Linked DNA regions of Homo sapiens: region 2 is linked to region 1. Evidence: chromatin loops called from intact Hi-C (ENCODE). Cell type or tissue: GM12878. All regions are shown on one strand. Each heading gives the region's core, and the rest is flanking DNA. Links, peaks and the distances in the headings are about the cores only. Region 1 overlaps IRF2 (interferon regulatory factor 2). Region 2 overlaps MYL12BP2 (MYL12B pseudogene 2).

The links. A loop is a pair of places that touch in the nucleus more often than their neighbours do. Peaks named below come from ENCODE experiments on the same cell type or tissue, not always from the same donor. Only the 100,000 strongest peaks of a DNase experiment are listed, where the experiment ranks them.
Region 2: it touches region 1 in a loop (2.1-fold over the local background); 7 of 110 quality-filtered maps call a loop at or near these places.

The regions. Positions count from the first base shown.
Region 1 is chr4:184,394,121-184,399,497 of GRCh38, forward strand. It overlaps IRF2 (interferon regulatory factor 2), which reads right to left. Exons shown (of 9, transcript NM_002199.4): 7 at 4,795-4,959. Among named protein-coding and RNA genes, the nearest start is that of LINC02362, 15 kb to the left of the region's middle. RefSeq lists an enhancer at 1,318-1,527. In GM12878, for the core only: no CTCF peak of the experiment used is centred there; a DNase peak (open chromatin) is centred at 2,041; H3K4me3 peaks cover 1,458 bases; H3K27ac peaks cover 2,854 bases.
Region 2 is chr4:184,307,741-184,313,117 of GRCh38, forward strand. All of the region lies in intron 2 of MYL12BP2 (MYL12B pseudogene 2), which reads right to left. Among named protein-coding and RNA genes, the nearest start is that of MYL12BP2, 3.9 kb to the right of the region's middle. RefSeq lists enhancers at 4,004-4,063, 4,094-4,163. In GM12878, for the core only: CTCF peaks have their summits at 2,732 (motif pointing right) and 5,010 (motif pointing left); no DNase peak of the experiment used is centred there; H3K4me3 peaks cover 2,569 bases; H3K27ac peaks cover 3,112 bases.

The DNA of each region.
Region 1 (5,377 bases), core at 100-5,099:
ATGAAGAAGCTGAAGGTGTTCGTACAGTACCAACAGGCACATGAGTAATTCACTTAACCTTTCTGGTCTCAGTTTTCCTGAAAGCATCTAGGGTGGGAGGGAAGGGGAGGATTTGGATTAGATGATCTCAAAAGCTCTTCCAGTTCTAGGGTGACACTGGTTGTAGGTTCACTCTCTATCCAGTCCAGTTTTTAACGCCTCGCTGAGGATATACATATTGTCTAAGCAGGAACACTGCGGGAAGGGAGAGGATGCATTTTCACCTGAAAGGCTTTTTGCACTCTGACATTCTGCTACACTTTCTGGAAGGCTCTTGTTCAGCAAGTTTGATTTGAATTTCTTTCTATTGATCATATTCTCAATTACTTTCACCAGGAGTAAATTATTTTCAAATCGGAATCCTCTTAATCTCAAAGCGATTGTGTCTTTGCTCTGCCCAACAAAATGCAAGCCTGGTGTGGTTTCCCGAAGGATTCAAAGCCTTTACTGATGGCTGCTGGTCAGCAGGCGATCTCCACTCTCTCATTATAGCCAGTGAGTCCTTCAGATGATGTTTTCTTCTCGAGTCTACTCTCCAGCCCCTCTTACCCATCCTCCCCCACCCCATTATTCTACTGTGGTTTTCTTCTACTAAACCATCAACCACCTAATAAAATTCTGATGCCACAGATCAGGCAAGGGGTCACTTTGTAATGCACCTTTAAACATGACATGTCTCTCCGCCAGAGCTTCCCAAAGTGGCACTTTGAAATGTCCCTCCCTAGTATGAAAGTTTCACAAATCACACTAGAATTTTATGTTGTCTTAAAACATCCAACGCAAGTACTATCTCTTCTCTTTCTCATCATAATATTTAGACCACAGAGGAGAAGACAGACTTGCAAAACTGAATGTGGTTTTGTAATATACTACTGGGATTATGATTCAACGATCAGTAGGGGGAAAAACTAGCAAACAGCAGCCTCCAAATACCAGTTTCCCAAACAGATGAATAAAGGTGGTCAGAGCATGCCGGGCGCGGTGGCTCACGCCTGGAATCCCAGCACTTTGGGAGGCCGAAGCGGGTGGATCACGAGGTCAGGAGATCGAGACCATCCTGGCTAACACGGTGAAACCCCGTCTCTACTAAAAATACAAAAAAAATTAGCCGGGCTTGGTTGTGGGTGCCTGTAGTCCCAGCTACTCGGGAGGCTGAGGCAGGAGAATGGCGTGAACCCGGGAGGTGGAGCTTGCAGTGAGCCGAGATCGCACCACTGCACTCCAGCCTGGGCGACAGAGCGAGACTCCGTCTCAAAAAAAAAAAAAAAAAAAAAAAGGTGGTCAGAGGAGATTGAAATTCAGATGAACAGCCCAAACAAAGGAACTCCATCATGAAAAACAGGCAAATGGCCGACTCTACTGGAGAACATAAAGCAAGAAAGGTGAATACACGCAGAAAGCTGCCTTTCCTGACAGCATGTTATACAATTTCTGACGGAGGAACTAAAATTAGCTACAGTCAGTAGCAGGGAAATGTTTTACACCACTGTGAGCTCTAGAACATCAGCAGCGATGGAACATTTTGCCTCCAACCAGTAAGCCTCCCTCCACGAGGTTCTGGAGAATCCAGACAATGAAAACAACGGAAAGAACCAAAGGCCAGGCTGAAAAGCCAGGCTCCAGCAAAACCTCCTGTTGACTGCCATCCTGGCACTGAAATCCTTCCTTTCAAACCTATGCAAATGTCCTGAAGAGAGTAATGAAATGTTCATTTCTCTCTGCATGGATCTGCTGTTCTCCGGAATCTTTTGCTTGAGCAAATGCCACTGCTGGCAGAACAGCAAGAAGAGGTCTTTCCAGAATCCCCAAGAAGACCTCAGAAAAGTCTTACTCAACAGATAAACATAGAAGTCTATTCTAAAGCTCCAACCCCCTAAAAAAAGAAGAGAGAAAGAAAACCACATGGAGTGTAACGATGCCTGCAGCAGCAGGCTATAGAAGAAAGTCATGGGTTTTTAGCCATAACTATGTAAATATAAGCAAAGTGGCTGAGTGTTTCACGCTTCGGTTAGCTCTACTGTAAAATTTAGGCATAAACATTCTGCTCTGCCTCCTTTGGTGGGTCCTTGTGAAAATCAAATGAGATCACGGGATGTGGCTGTGTTCTGAACGGCAGAGCCCGTGCGCTGTCCAGGGCAGCGACACAGGGCGGGCGTTAAGGACCGGCCTTTGGCATCAACGGCTCATGGGTTCTAGCTGTGCTCCCAATCGTTCCTCCCTCAGACACGCTGCTCTACCCACGCCAGCCGCAGATCCATATATATATATTTTTTTTTCTTTTTTTTTTTTTTTAAGACAGGATCTCGCTCTGTCACCCAGGCTGGAGTGCAATGGTGCAACCAGGGCTCAATGAAGCCTTGAACTCCTGGGCTCAAGGGGATGCTCCTGCCTCAGCCTTCCAAGTGGCTGGGACTACGGGCACATGCCACCACACCCGGTTAACTTTTTTTATTTTTTGTAGAAGTGTGGTCTCACTATGTTGCCCAGGCTGGTCTCCAATTTCCGGGCTCAAGTGATCCTCCCACTTCAGCCTTCCAGTGCAGGGATTACAGACGTGAGCCACCACACCCAGCCAGATTCCTCACTTTTAAAAACGGGATGATGACGATACCCAGGCTGACAGGGTTACTCTAATTATAATTAAACAAGTCAACTGTATCATACCAGGCATGGCAGCTCATGCCCGTAATCCCAGCACTTTGGGAGGCTGAGGCGAGCAGATCACTTGAGCCCAGGAGTTCTAGACCAACCTGGGCAGCAAGGCAGAACCCTATTTCTATTAACAACAACAACAAACAACAACAACAACAGTCAACTGTACCCAAGCACTGAGCATGGTTCCCAGGGCACAATAAATTTGCAAAACATAGTAGTTCTTGTGACTGCACTCTGGCAAGGACCAAACAGGGACTGGCACGTGTAAGAGTCCAAAACGCATTTGCTGAATAAAGCACCGAAGACAAGCTTATCCTGTTTGACAGATTATAATCTTCCTGTGGCCAAGGTCTATTCTCACATTCCACTTACGCTCCTAGCATAAATGCACACTAGGACCTATGCTAAGTGAAATAAGCCAGTCACAAAACAACAAGCACTATGATTCCACTCATAGGAGGTACCTAGAATAGCCAAATTCACTGAGATAGAAAATAGGCAGGAGGTTGCCAGGGGCTGGGGTGGAGGAGGGAAAAGAGGACTTAGTGTTTAATGCAGACAGAGTTTCAGTTTCGCAAGATGAAAAACGTTCTGGAGGTGGATGCTGGTGATGGCTGCGACAACATTAATGCACTGAATGCTACTAAACTGTGTACCTAAAAATGGCTAAAATGGTAAATTTTATGTTAATGTATTTTACCACAATTTTTAAAAGTGAAAAAAAAAAGAAAGTTGGCATTCAGGGAAAATGAGATTAGACTTAGTGGCTGATAATTCACAAACAACAGTCCTTTGAGTCAACTCTAATTCCAACGCTGGTCGGAGCCAGTGTTGGGGGTGGCACCTACTGGAGGACATCCCATTTGGCAGCGTGTAAAGAGCACAGGGAAGAATCCCTGAACTATTTGCTAGAGCTGAACTGCAGTTTCCCAGGATGGGGACTCTGCTTTTTATTTTTAATATCTGCAAGCAGTAACACTGACTCAGAATTTATATTTCCTAATTACAATTGATTTCCACAAAATTCAATGGAGATCATCAGGAAGAGAGGAGAAGATGAAGTAATGTTGGCGAACGAGAGGAGCCATCCTTTTACTCTGGAAGAATGGAAGAACCAACTGGATCTGTTCCTCCCCCTGTGACTCTGCCTGGGCCAACTCCTGTCATTATGTAGCCAAGTCCCTGGAGAATTGGAAATGGCTCAGTCATCTGGCCTAATTAGAACCTGTACTAGATATAAAAAGAAAGAGAAAATATGTGGAAAGGACAAGTACGCTTGGTGGATGGAATGGATCTAGCAATGAGCTTGGGGTCTGAAGGCTGAGGTCAAGTCCTGGCCCAAACACTTGCTGACTGTACGACCCTGCGCAAGCCCCTTCCCTTTCAGAAATGAAGGAACAGGAAGAGATCATCTCTAAGGTCCTATCCAGCCTGCTCAAACTGAGAATCCATTAAAACACTCTGCCAAATTTCTAATAACTTGGGCTAATAAATTAGACTCTGATGAACTACTGCCCTAAAGAAATCTTATCTGTAACCATATATAAAAATGTTATGGGAGGCCAGGCACTGTGGGTCACACCTGTAATTCCAGCACTTTGGGAGGCCAAGGTGGGCGGATCACCTGACGTCAGGAGCTCGAGACCAGCCTGGCCAACATGGTGAATCCCCGTCTCTACTAAAAATACAAAAATTAGCTGGCATGGTGGTGTGCGCCTGTAATCCCAGCTACTCAGGAGGCTGAGGCAGAAGAATCTCTTGAACCTGGGAGGCGGAGGTTACAGTGAGCCGAGATCATCCCACTGCACTCCAGCCTGGGAGACAGAGCGAGACTCTGTCTCAAAAAAAAAAAAAATAAATAAATAAATAAAAAATGTCATGGCCAACTGAGTAAAGAAATGCTGTGATCCTGTCCTCTACCTGAGAACAAAAGTGTCCAAGAAGATGTTGATCAAGATAATTAAAGTATGAAAAACTCCAGGGAGAATAACTCCTAGGACAGAGGAGGGATGCTCCGTGGGGTGGTGAGATGGGTGACCCTAGACCAAAGGACTGCGCGGCCGGTTCCCACGCCTCCCGGAGCCTCCCGCTGACGCTTACCTGCATAGGAAGACACGGGGGAGATCTGCAGAGGGTAGAGCTCGCTCATGCTGACCGGCTGCTCGTCGCTCTCAGTGGTCACCTCTACAACTTGGCAAATGTCTGGCGGATTGGTGACAATCTCTTGATTCTCAATGTTGCTGTCCAGATGGGACTGTCCTACAACTTCAAAGAAAAGACAGCCATCATGCAAAGTCTGCTGACCTCACAATTCTAGCACACTTTCTCAAGAAAGAGTCTTCCCCAAAAGAGCCAGGTCGCCAGGCTCCCATCACCATCTGTCCCCTGCCATGGGGCTGAAGAACACGCCTGAGCTCTGTAGCTCTGGTGTGATGTCTCCCAGGGAGCAGCCGGCCAGCACTTGGCTCCCCAGGTCTATCTCCAGCATGCCTGCCAATGGCACGCACGGTGGCCATGTCCTTTCCAGCTCAGCAGAATTCCACAGTCAACCCCGTCACAGCCGAGGCCACAGGACCAGAGGCGGCATCCAGCCCCAGCCCCAGGGCCAGACATGACAGTACTTTGAACCTGACCGATTTCTGCTCCCTGCTCTTGCTCCAAAAGAAGGCGCTGTGCTTATTTT
Region 2 (5,377 bases), core at 255-5,254, 86 kb before region 1:
AAGAGTGTAACTCCGTCTCAAAAAAAAAAAAAAATACCTCAGACACAACACAGGGTCAGGGTCAGGATCATCAACATGACTGTCTTCCATCTCCATATTTTGTCCAACTGGAAGGTCTTCAGGGCAGTAATACCCTTGGAGTTGTCATCTCCTATGATAGCATCCTTCTTCTAGATACCTCCTGATGGGCCTGCCTGAGGCTGGTTTACAGCAAACTTTTAAAAATATAAGTACAAGGAGTACACTCTAAAATAATATTATGTACATAAACCGGTACATCATTGTCCACTGTCATTATCAAGTATCATATACTGTACACAATTGTATGTGCTATACTTTTAGATGACTGGCAGCTCAGAGGCTTTGTTTACACCAACATCACCGCAAACACGTGAATAACGTGTTGCACTATGACATTACAAAAGCTCCAACATCACTAGGCTATAAGAATTTTTAAGCTCCATTAAAATCTTATGGGGCCGGGCACGGTGCCTCACGCCTGTAATCCCAGCACTTTGGGAGGCCGAGGCAGTTGGATCACTTGAAGTCAGGAATTTGAGACCAGCCTGGGCAACATGGTGAAACTCCGTCTCTACTAAAAATACAAAAATTAAGGAGGCTGAGGCAGGCGGATCACAAGGTCAGGAGATCGAGACCATCCTGGCTAACACGGTGAAACCCCGTCTCTACTAAAAATACAAAAAATTAGCCGGGCGTGGTGGCGGGCGCCTGTAGTCCCAGCTACTCGGGAGGCTGAGGCAGGAGGATGGTGTGAACCCGGGAGGCGGAGCTTGCAGTGAGCCGAGATCATGCCACTGCACTCCAGTCTGGGCGACAGAGTGAGACTCCGTCTCAAAAAAAAAAAAAAAAAAAAACAAAATTAGCCAGGCATGGTGTCATATGCCTATAATCCCAGCTACTCAGGAGGCTGAGGTGGGAGAATCACTTGAACCCAGGAGGCAGAGGTTGCAGTGAGCCGAGATCGTGTTACTGCACTCCAGCCTGGGTGACAGAGCAAGACTCTGTCTCAAAAAAAAAAAAAAAATCATATGGGACCACTGTCGTATGTGTGGTGTGTCACTCACTGAAATGTCCTTATGCAGTGTGTGACTATTATATGCCGTATCCTCCTAATAAAGTAAGCTAGAGAGAAGAAAACAGTATTAAGAAAAGCATAAGGAAGAGAAAATGTATTTATATTCATTAAGTAGAAATGGATCATCGTAAAGGTCTTCATCTTCGTGGTCTTCATGTTGAGGAGGCTGAAGAGGAGGAAGAGGGGGTTGGTCTCGCTGTCTCAGGGGTGCAGAGGCAGAGAAAATCCTCGTGTAAGTGGACCCATGCAGCTCAAACCCGTGTTGATCTTAGGTCAGCTGTACTATTTCTCTCTTACTCCTCCCTCATTGTGACTAAAAGAAATAGATCAAAGTGGCATTTTTAGCGCTATTTTTGCAAGCTGTATGTATAGGCAAGCTCTAAAATCCAACTGTACAAAGTCCCTAATGCCTCACCCTTACGTGGATTAAAAACTTCTCTAGAAAGGAGATGATGTCTTTATCTCTTCCTCCCTTCCAGCACTAAGGGGAGTGTCTTACATTTAGGAACACTTGATATGTGTTTTTGTTAGATGGATGGATGGATGGATGGATGGATGGATGGATGGATGGATGCATAGATGGATGGATGGATGGATGGATGGATGGATGGATGGATGGATAGATGGATGGATGGATGGATGGATGGATGGATGGATGGATGGATGTTATAAATCTTCATTAAGGCAGCATCAGGAGCTTCACTCTGTGAAGTGAACAAACAAAAGTAAAGCATCAGGGGTGCCTGCTTTGCCTTGCCACTTACTGTCAACAATGCCTAAGGCACACGATCCACATGATCTGCTGCTGTGTTTTCAGGGTGTTGTCTTGGTTTTTGTCTGTTCATTTGTTTGGAGTTTTGGTACCTCTGGCCGCAGAGGTGGAGGACGGACGTGTAGCCCTCTCTCGATGGCACACAGTCACTATAGGGCTGGGCAAGGCCCTTCCCATGGTTTGTTTTTTATGGACTTTTACTCTCCTCACCTCCTCATGGGTAACCATTGGAATGTGTTTATGTATTTTTATTTGTGCCAATTCTTTAAAAATACAGTGACTTTATGTGTGTATTTTTAATTTTCCTAAGGAGTGTTCTGCCACGCGTCTCTTGCTGTTTCTTACCCTTTTCACTCAGCACTGAAATGTTCAGATCCACCCACGCTGCTGTGTGCACAGGAGGCCCGTGGTTTCTAAGCATTCCTTTGGTGCAGCCACACCTGCGCCTATCTATTCTCCCCATTTTGGTTTTTTAAGGTACAACTGACAGTAACTTGCCAGGTTAACCAATCCTGTTTCCAGGGATTGGAAAAAGAGGAGGCACTGCATCTTCTTAGCCCTGAGCCCTGGGAAGAGAGGTAGAGGTCAAGGAGAGGTCAGCCCAGTCAGGCCAGCTCTGTCACCACTGGTCCCCTTGGGCAGCGGCAGCACCCGGCTCTGTTTTCTCACCTGCAGCAGAGTCAACAATCCCTGCCCCACCGACCTCAGGGCGGATATGATGCTTCCAGGAAACAATAGGAGAGGAAATGGCTGTGAATGGTGGCCACGGCCGCACGTGGGCCCGCAGCCTGCCCCAGTCCCTTCCTCAGCTGCCCTGCAGCCACCCTGGGTGCTGGAAAGGAAGTGTGTCGTCCCTAGCCACAAGGAGGCACTCACTCTCAGGGTCATGCAGTGAATTGTTACGTCCTGGGCACACCTCTGCCTCCCTGGTTACACTGTCCTGCTCCTCATTCAGGGGCTGTGACCTTCCTAGGGGCCGTAGGGATGTGCATAGGCCCCTCAGGCATGAAACCCACCCCAGCTTCCTGTCGATCTTTGCCAGTGTCACCCTTTCCCTTCCTTATAACCCCCTGCCACCATTTCTATTCATGTGATAACTTTCTAACCTGGTGTTGGGGAGCAAATGCCCTTCCCCGAGTCCCACACTAGGGATATTAGGGATGTTCCAGAGAGACTGGTGGCAGGCTTTTAGGGTCATTCCAGCATGTGGCGTTGCTCAGTCCAGCCCCATATTCCCTCAACAATAACAACAGCAGCAACAGCGGCAACAAGCAGTGAGAACATGAACTCCATGTTTAAGCTAAAAGACATCAAAAATGCACGCAGCCCAGGTGTGCACTGGCCTCCCAGCTTCCTCCAGCAAAGACCCCCAGGAGCAGCGTGCTGGGCCTCTCTGCTGTAGGCAGAAGGGCCTGAACCAAACTTCCCAGCGTTGGCCGAGCCCTCCCAGGGACAGGCATTGCCCTGGCGTCTGTGCTCACTGGGCCCAGGGAATGTTTCTAGTCGGCCTCACTGCCCAGCATTACTGATTTCTTCCCAGGCCTGTTTTTCCCAGGAGCCCATGAGCTTCTGGAAGGCTGCCACGAATCATGTTCTTCCACTGCTTAAAACCCTTCAGTAGTTCTCCCCTGCCCGCGGGACAAAGTCCAGTTTTCCTCATTATGACACAAAGGTGCTCCCTTTGAAACCAGGGCCTTCCTTTCCTTGCAGCTTCAGCCCTGCCAGTCCCCATTCTTGCTCTGTGCTGTGTCCATAGTTATGTTCTTGAGGTTTCTGAAAGGAACCACACTCTCTCTTGCCTCAGGACTTTCCCCCATGCCTTTTCTTCAGCTCCAAACATCCTTCCCCACCCCTTCCTTCCCACCACTTGGGTAATTCTGACTTGTCCCTCTGGTGTCAGAAGTCCCTCACGGTTCACAGGAAGCCTTGCCTGCTTACCAGGCACAGGCAAGTTGCGCTGCCCAGGTGAGCACATGCAGTGTGCACCTGTGCGTCCTGGTGCACCACGGCCCCCATCCGGCTACACCACAAGCCTCAGGACAATGTGTCCCCTAAAAACTCATATCTTAAAGTCTTGTCCCCCAGGGTGTGAACTTCTTTGGACATAGAGTCATTACAGAGCAAATCAAGCTACAATTAGGTCATTAGAGTGGCCTCTAATCCAAAAACCTGGTGTCCTTCTAAAAGGGGTAAATGTGAAGAAAGACACTCAGGGAGAAGGCCATGTGAGGATGAAGACAGAGACTAAGGTGAGGCTTCTACAAGCCAAGAACCCTAGAGATCACCAGCAAACCACCAGCTGGGAGGAAGGCGCAGCTGTCAGAAGGAACCAACCCTGCCAATCCCTCCATCTGGGACCTCCAGCCTTCAGAACTGTGAAACTATCAATTACTGTGATTTCAGCTGCCCTATCTGTGGTGCTTTGGTACCCTAGAAAACTAACACAGGCAGCAATGATGTCTTTACTTCTTTATTTTTTTCGACTTCATCTACAGAGCTTAGCACAGCCATTGGAACAAAATTGGAGCTCAGTGCACAGTTATTGAAAGAAAAATTTGTACTCTGGAGAACAAGGAGGAGACGTAGTTCCTGCACCCAAGGATCTCATGCAATGAGAACACAGAGCAGGAATAAGATAACTCAAAGTGTGTGCATAATGCCAGGTTAGACAGACAGACAGACAGCCAGGCCACTGTGAGTGCAAGTCCCTGTAAACCAAAAAGAAAATTCTAAGGCCCCCAACCATCTGAATGCATGGCCCCTCAGCCAAGGCATTCCAAAGTTAACCTATAAAACTAGTTCAGGTCATGAGGGGAAGGGGGAGCCAGACGTGCGTCTTGATACCCTCCTTCCTTTAGGAATTACTGATAGAACAGCCTCTTGATACCCTCCTTCCTTTAGGAATGACTGATAGAACAGCCTCTTTAAGTCTGAGTAGAAACATTTATGACCTATTCTCTCTGAAGCCTGTTACCTGGAGGCTTCATCGGCATGACAAAACCTTAATCTCTACAACCCCTTACCATCACCCAGACATTCCTTTCTCTTGATTCCAGGTCTTTAGATAATAACTCAATCAACTGCCAGTCAGGAAGTCTTTGAATCTGACTGTGACCTGGAAGCTCCCCCTTCCGGTTGTCCCAACTTTCCAGACCAAAACAATGTACATGTTACATGTATTGATTGATGGCTTATGTCTCCCTAAAATGTATAAAACCAAGTTGTAGGCCCACTACCTTGGGCACATGTGGTCAGGACCTCCCAAGGCTGTGTCCTGGGCATGTTCTTAACCTTGGCAATATACAATCCTAGATTAACTGACACTTGTCTCAGATACTCTTGGGGTTTACACCCCTTACTCAGATGGGGGCAGGCAGTGCCTGGCAGCAATCCCGGGAATCTCCCAAAACCTAGATCTTCAAGTACAAGCTGGTCAAGCAGAAGAGAGAATTGGAAGAAACAGAGGAAACAAAGCACAGTGGACTATTTGTGTACCTTCAAGTAATGTG